2 separate regions of the Homo sapiens genome follow, and region 2 is linked to region 1. Evidence: chromatin contacts called from ENCODE Hi-C data. All regions are on one chromosome and are shown on one strand. Each heading gives the region's core, a stretch centred on a gene start or an enhancer-like site at or near the end of the contact. The rest is flanking DNA. Distances are from core to core; before and after follow the strand shown. Region 1 overlaps SLC9A7 (solute carrier family 9 member A7). Region 2 overlaps SLC9A7 (solute carrier family 9 member A7).

Region 1 (3,160 bases), core at 182-2,681:
GGGGCGGTGGTCACAGAGTAGCAACTGGAGGAAAGGCACCTCTGCAACTGTTTGAAGTTAAAGATTTAGGTGACAGATTTACGGGTATCAGATTTCAGCCTGGAGAAACAAAAACAAACAAAAAAAAACACGGAGGACCCAGAAACAAATGATTCTAACTTGCTCAGAAAGTCATATGTGAACGCAACAATAAACTGCTGATTTTCTACAGTTTTCACTACATACACACAGACAGACACGCACACACGTGTGCATATACACAGGCATTGGTGGTTTCCTTTCCTCCACACTCCATTAATATCCGGCTTGTGACCTTGTCCTGTTGATATGGTGAAACTGGGATAAATTCAGATTCACACTCTTAGCTGCTCCAAAGTGGCCTCATCAATGAGTGCTCTTCTGTAAACTCAGGGAAGGAAGTGAATGATGTGTCTGCATGTACGGCCAACAGAAATCTCAGCTGTCTGGTCTGGCATGAAAAGTCCCCTGCTTTATCGGGGTGGGAGGCCACCCCCAGGGCTGGGCAGCTTGCCTCCAGCTAGGGTTGTTTTTGTTTTGGTTGCAAAGTCACCAAGACCTCCAGAGAAACAAAGCACTGAGTTTTGTTTTTTGTTTTTTGTTTTTTTTGTCTTGTTTTGTTCTAATGAGTCAAACTTACCAGGGGACACAAAGCTGAAGTCTGCCCACAATATTTTTATGCTTTCCCCACATGAAGCAAAGTTCTAGCCAACAGCTCCCTTCCTTTTCCCACATGAGCTAATATTCTGTAGCTCCCTAGCCATGACTCTGTTTATAGCCTTGGGCTTCAAGACCAGTGAGGAGAATTGTGCTCATTATAAGACATGCCTTCCCATCAAATGTCACTTTTTTGTTTGTTGTTTTTAGGAAGATTATTTAGAAAATGAGGTAAAGAGAACCGCCCTTTTTTTTCTCTGGTGGAGAACAAACATCTGGACTTTCCCTACCTCTGATTTCAGTTTCATGACAACACTGAGCATGTGACCTGGATCTATTTCAGGGGAAACTGCAAGAACCCAGGGTTTCACCCAAAAATGAGAAGCCCATTTATTTCTGTTTTCCTGTTTCTCATGGCCACAGAGTGCACTGAGCCCTGCTGTTAGTGGCTCACTAGAATGAGGAGGTCAGACCAGGAGGAACTGGAGAAATAAGGTCCTCTCTGCACAAGGGCGTGAGTCATTTCTAAGAGGGTGTCCTGGAGAACCAAGCTTGAAGTTTGCATGTTTTTCCCCATATGACAGCAATCTTGAAAACCTTTCAAAAGGTCAGTGGAACTGACTTTGAGGGGCCCTCTGCATGACTGTGTATGAGGTCTGGAAGGAAGGAGGTCAGGGGGAAGCTGTGACACAGCTTCTGGCTAGGGCTGTGGCAAACAGGGTGCCATTAGGAGTGCAGCGCGAGTGGCTGCCAGCCCGTTCACAACACCACATGTGCGGTGCTCTCAGCCCAAGGGGCCCTCTGGGAGCTGACAGGAACACTGAGTTCATCCATCCAGGCCCATCCAGGGAGGTTCCTGAGACTCACTCCACCTGGGGGTGGGGGCTATTTTAGCTGTTACTGCATGGACTAAATACAAGAACCCTCAGCACTTTGGACCTGCTGCTTTCTCACTCAAACATTTCCACAGAAAAGTGACAGTAAGCTTGTTACTGAATCTAATTACAAGCCCAGTGTTCCCAGTGCGCAGGGCTCATGTGATACATAGTAAGTTCTACTACATGACCAGCCAAATCCTTTCACTTATTTCCTGTTACAGATGCTTGAATGCAGAGGTAGGAGCAATGGGAAACAGCAAAGGGGGTGGGGATGTTTTGAATGGTCCAGAGCAAGATGAAATCTCTCCAAATCTTATGATCCAGCTGCTATTGGCCTTTTTTTCTTACAAAATTAATCTAGACTGGCCACAGTTCTGTGGAGGATGCTTTAGAATAGGGCAGCCATGTCCTACCAGAGCCATTATCTTTCCTTTGGTGAAATAAGGACGGCCATCATGTTTTCCCCTGGGGTTTTCTCAGGCTGAGTTTCAAGATCTCCCAAACTGTTATACTCTAAATTAGCCTCGAGGTGCTCAGTTCCTGAACTCCTGTTTTCTAAAGTCCTTAATCAAAGCTAGAGTCAAATAGCAAATTTTCAAAGAGAACTCACTGAGACCACATGCTCCCAACTGACATAATGGCCAATTCTAAGATCATCTCAAAGGTCTTCTGGAGCTCATTAAAGTGGGTGCCAAATCTCCAATGAAGCTTATTGAAAACTCTTCCCAAAATGTCCAGAACTTTCCAGGTCATGGCTTTGTGTCCCTTGAGCAGGGACCTAGAATGGACATCAATGCTATAAATGCCTTATCAGGCTGTGGCCACCCTTAAAGAGAAAGAAACCACAAAAGGCCACAGTGGCACCCCATTGACCCCACACAGCACCACATTTTGCCAGCCTTATTAAATCTGATTTGGTAGATGGAATCATTTAGAAGATCCTATGGAATGTGAAGTCTGCTGCAGACTGCTGCAGGATTAAGTGCAATGATGAGTCAGATTCAAAGCTGACTGGAAAAAAAAGAATAGGGTTTCATGGACAACATACACAGGTGGTCAGTAAAGCTGCCTGTTGCATGCTGCATCTCTCTCATTCCCTCATCCACCCAACAAACACCTATCAGGTTCCTGCATGTGCCAGCCACTGTGCTCAGCACTGGGCATTCAATGCTGAACGACATAGTTATTGACTCCCAAGGTCAAATAATATATTGGTAACACATTTCTGCCCCTATCATAACTCTCCTTTCCCCACCTTGCCTGCCCAGGTCATGCTGACCTGGATAAAGAGCCAGACCTAGAGACAAAATCATCCCGACAGCTGCACAACAGGGATGATATGGCAACCTCAATTCTTGTCTGTAAATTTGTTGATACTCTTCCCATCCAGAGGTTATGGTCTCTATCCCCTCCCATTGGGTCTGGGCTGGTCTTAGGAATGCATTTCTAAGCAATAGAAAGCCACGGAAGTGATGCTGTAGAACTTGCAAGATTAGGTCAGAAAAGGTGATATAGCCTCTACCTTGCTTGCTGGGACACTTGCTTTTGGAACCTTAAGCCATCACATAAGAAATCCAACTACCCAGCAGCCACCATGCTGGCAGGCA
Region 2 (3,160 bases), core at 448-2,947, 64 kb after region 1:
ACAAATGCTGCTTTTTATGAGCCCTTTAGAATTAGTTATTTTCCTTTGCATCATCTCTTGCTATAAAAATAGTGCATATTGGGGATGGAGGTTAGGAAGACAAGTGATATGTGGGCTGGAGCAAAATAGAAAAAATATCTCTAGAAAAGTAGCTACAGAACTCACTGTTTTTGAAGTTGTCCTGTCCAGCAAAGGCACAGGACACCATAACTTCCTTATTTGTCCCTCTAGCAGCTTCCCAGGTGCCTGTAAAATGAGCACTTCTACAGCAATTTTACAGTTATATAGGGTTTTCACCAGAGGAAAATTTCAAGGGTAGGCATAATTGTCCTTGTATAAATGCTGATTTATTTAGAAGACTCTCCCAGGGATTTAGCAAAACACATAATGATAGTAATAAAACAGTATCATCATATAATGTATCATCATCAATCTTTGTGGCACTGTAGATTGGTAAACAGGCCAAAAAGTAAGCAACCTTACTCTATCAGTTTTCTTTTAATAAGAATTAAAAGACTGCAAGGAAGACAGGTTTCATGGAGCTAGCAACCTTACTATTAAAAATTCCCATTAAAATGGGAAATAAGTATCTGCCATATAATGGGCTAAACCTGAAGTGTGAGACACAAGCCACTGATTTTATTGCTCAATTTCTCTAATGCATTCAGGTCACTTAAAATCAGATGACCTGCATGGCACCATTAGGAAGATTTTTTTCAGAATTGCTTGAGATTCAGCATTGGCACTGAACCATCCGAATGAGATATGAAGCCCACCACAAACAGAACCACAGGTCCTGCCTGCTTGTCCAAGGAAAATCCCTCTGCTTGTGTTTCCTACATACCTAAGGCATGTCTACAGTTGCCCCACACTCATTTTATCCAGATCTCATGCCACTACAAAATGCCAATGTTGGAAGGGACAATACAAGTCCAATTATCCATCACATTTATAAAACACTCTGTTCAACAGCAGACAGGTCTTATACTGTGGTATTCAGAGTCATCTTGGGGAACCAATTAAAGTACAGGTGTCTAGAGTCTCTCCTGTAACTTCTCATCCTGTAGGTTTAGGGGGTGTTTGAGGTATTTTGATTTAAAGAAGTTCCATATCTGATTTCAATGCATGCTCAGAAATGAGAACGAATGGTCTCTAAGCTTCTTACCATGATATTATACAGCTCTTGTTTAAATACAGACAGTGAGGGGGCTCACCATCTTCCAGGTCTATCCTTTTTGCAGCAGGACAACACTGGCTCTCTAAACAGAGTCAAAGTTTGTCTCCCTGTAGCTTCTGCCCACTGGTCTCAGGCCCCTTTTATTATGACCACTGAGAAGCCATACTTCTCCAAGCTCTGGATTCCCACCTCACCAGAATTTTCTAAGTGCCAGTTGTATGAAAAAATCCAAATTGTACAAATACTCGTTCTGTGAAAAATGAATGACCAAAATGTAAGATTTATACACTGAAAATTACAAAACACTGCTGAGAAAAATGAAATGACCCAAATAAATGGAGAAACATCCCATATTCATAAATTAGAAGACTCAATATAGCTAACATGACAATGCTCCCCATATTGCTCTACAGACTTAATGCAATTCCTATCAAAATTCCAGCAAATTTTTTGGCAGAAATTGACAAGCTGAGCCTAAAACATACATGGAAATGCAAAACCACCAGAAGATCGCAAATTACCTTGAAAAATAACAAAGCTGGGTGAATTTCACTTCCACATTTCAAAACTCACTACAAAGATAGTGTGGTAGTGGTATAAGGATAGACACATAGCTCAATGGAGCAAAACTGAGAGTCCAAAAATAAAATGGTGTGTTTATGGTTAATTGATTTTCGATAAAGATGACAATGCAATTCAATTGAGGAAAGGACAATCTTTTCAACAAATGGTGCTGGGACAATTGGATATCTACATGCATAAAGATGAACTTAGACTCTGACCTCCTACTATATATAAAAATTAATACTATATATATAAAAATTAGTTCAAAATGGGTCAAAGACCTAAATCTATGAGGTTAAAATTATACAACCTTTAGGAAAAAAAAAGCCTAGGGGAAAAAATCTGTGAGTTCCTAGGTTAGGTAAATTTTTCACTGATATGATATGAAAAGCACAAACAATAAAATAAAAAATTGATAATTTAAATTTTATCAAAATTCAAAACTTTTGTGCTTCAAAAGACATTATTTGGGAAGCCAAGGTGGGAGGATCACTTGAGGCCAGGAGTTCAAGACCAGCCTGGGCAACACAGTGAGACCTCATCTCTACAAAAAAATTGCAACGTGGATGGAGCTGGAGGCCATTATCCTAAGCGAATTAAGGCAGGAACAGAAAAACAAATACCACATTTTCCCACTTATAAGTGGGAAATAAATGCTGAACACATACAGACATAAACATGAGAATAATAGATATGATGGACTACTTGGGTGGAAAGATGGGGAGTGGGTTGAAAAACTACCTATTGTGTACTATGCTCACTACCTGGGTGCAATATACTCATGTAACAAACCTACACATGTATCTTCTGTATCTAAAATAAAAGTCAAAATTAAAAAAAAAGAAGACTGAGGTGGGAGGACCACTTGAGCCCAGAAGTTTGAGGTTACAATGAGCTATGATCACACCACTGCACTCCAGCCTGTGTGACAGAGCAAGAACCTGTCTCTTAAAAAAAGAGAGAAAAAAAGACATTATTAAGAAAATGACGAGGAAAAAACTGCAGACACATATTTGATAAAGAACTTGTATCTAGGATATATAAATATATAACTCCATAATAAGATAATTCAATTTTAAAATGGGCAAAAGATTAGAATAGACATTTCACCAAAAGAAATTATGAATGACTAATAAGCACACGAAAAGATGGTCAACATTATAGATCATTCAGGAAATGCAGATTAAAACCATAATGAAATACCATTTCATGCCCACTAGAATGGCAATTATCAGAAATACAGATACTAACATATGTTGGAGAGCATGTGGCAAACCTAACCCTCATACGCTGCTGGTGGGAATGTATAATTGTGCAGCCACTTTGGAAAACAGTTTGCAGTTTCTTAAAAAGTTAAAAACAAACTTACCATACAACTCAGCAATTTACACTCTACCCTAGACTAGAATTGAAAACAGA

What was found. Hi-C counts contacts between places; a loop is a spot of excess contacts on that map. Pooled maps may share reads with other maps.
Region 2: a loop to region 1 is called in a pooled map, with 3 times the contacts of the local background. The contact joins two enhancer-like sites. A Hi-C loop is called at or near these places in 6 of 37 single-sample maps with no recorded cell type and 10 of 50 pooled maps.

What each region holds. Positions count from the first base shown.
Region 1 is chrX:46,627,785-46,630,944 of GRCh38, forward strand. All of the region lies in intron 14 of SLC9A7 (solute carrier family 9 member A7), which reads right to left. Among named protein-coding and RNA genes, the nearest start is that of CHST7, 56 kb to the left of the region's middle. Within about 2 kb of position 1,432, at least 17 of the 41 ENCODE cell types and tissues checked have a DNase peak (open chromatin) inside an H3K27ac peak, as active enhancers do.
Region 2 is chrX:46,691,599-46,694,758 of GRCh38, forward strand. The region is part of intron 1 of SLC9A7 (solute carrier family 9 member A7); the gene reads right to left. Among named protein-coding and RNA genes, the nearest start is that of SLC9A7, 66 kb to the right of the region's middle. Within about 2 kb of position 1,698, at least 2 of the 41 ENCODE cell types and tissues checked have a DNase peak (open chromatin) inside an H3K27ac peak, as active enhancers do.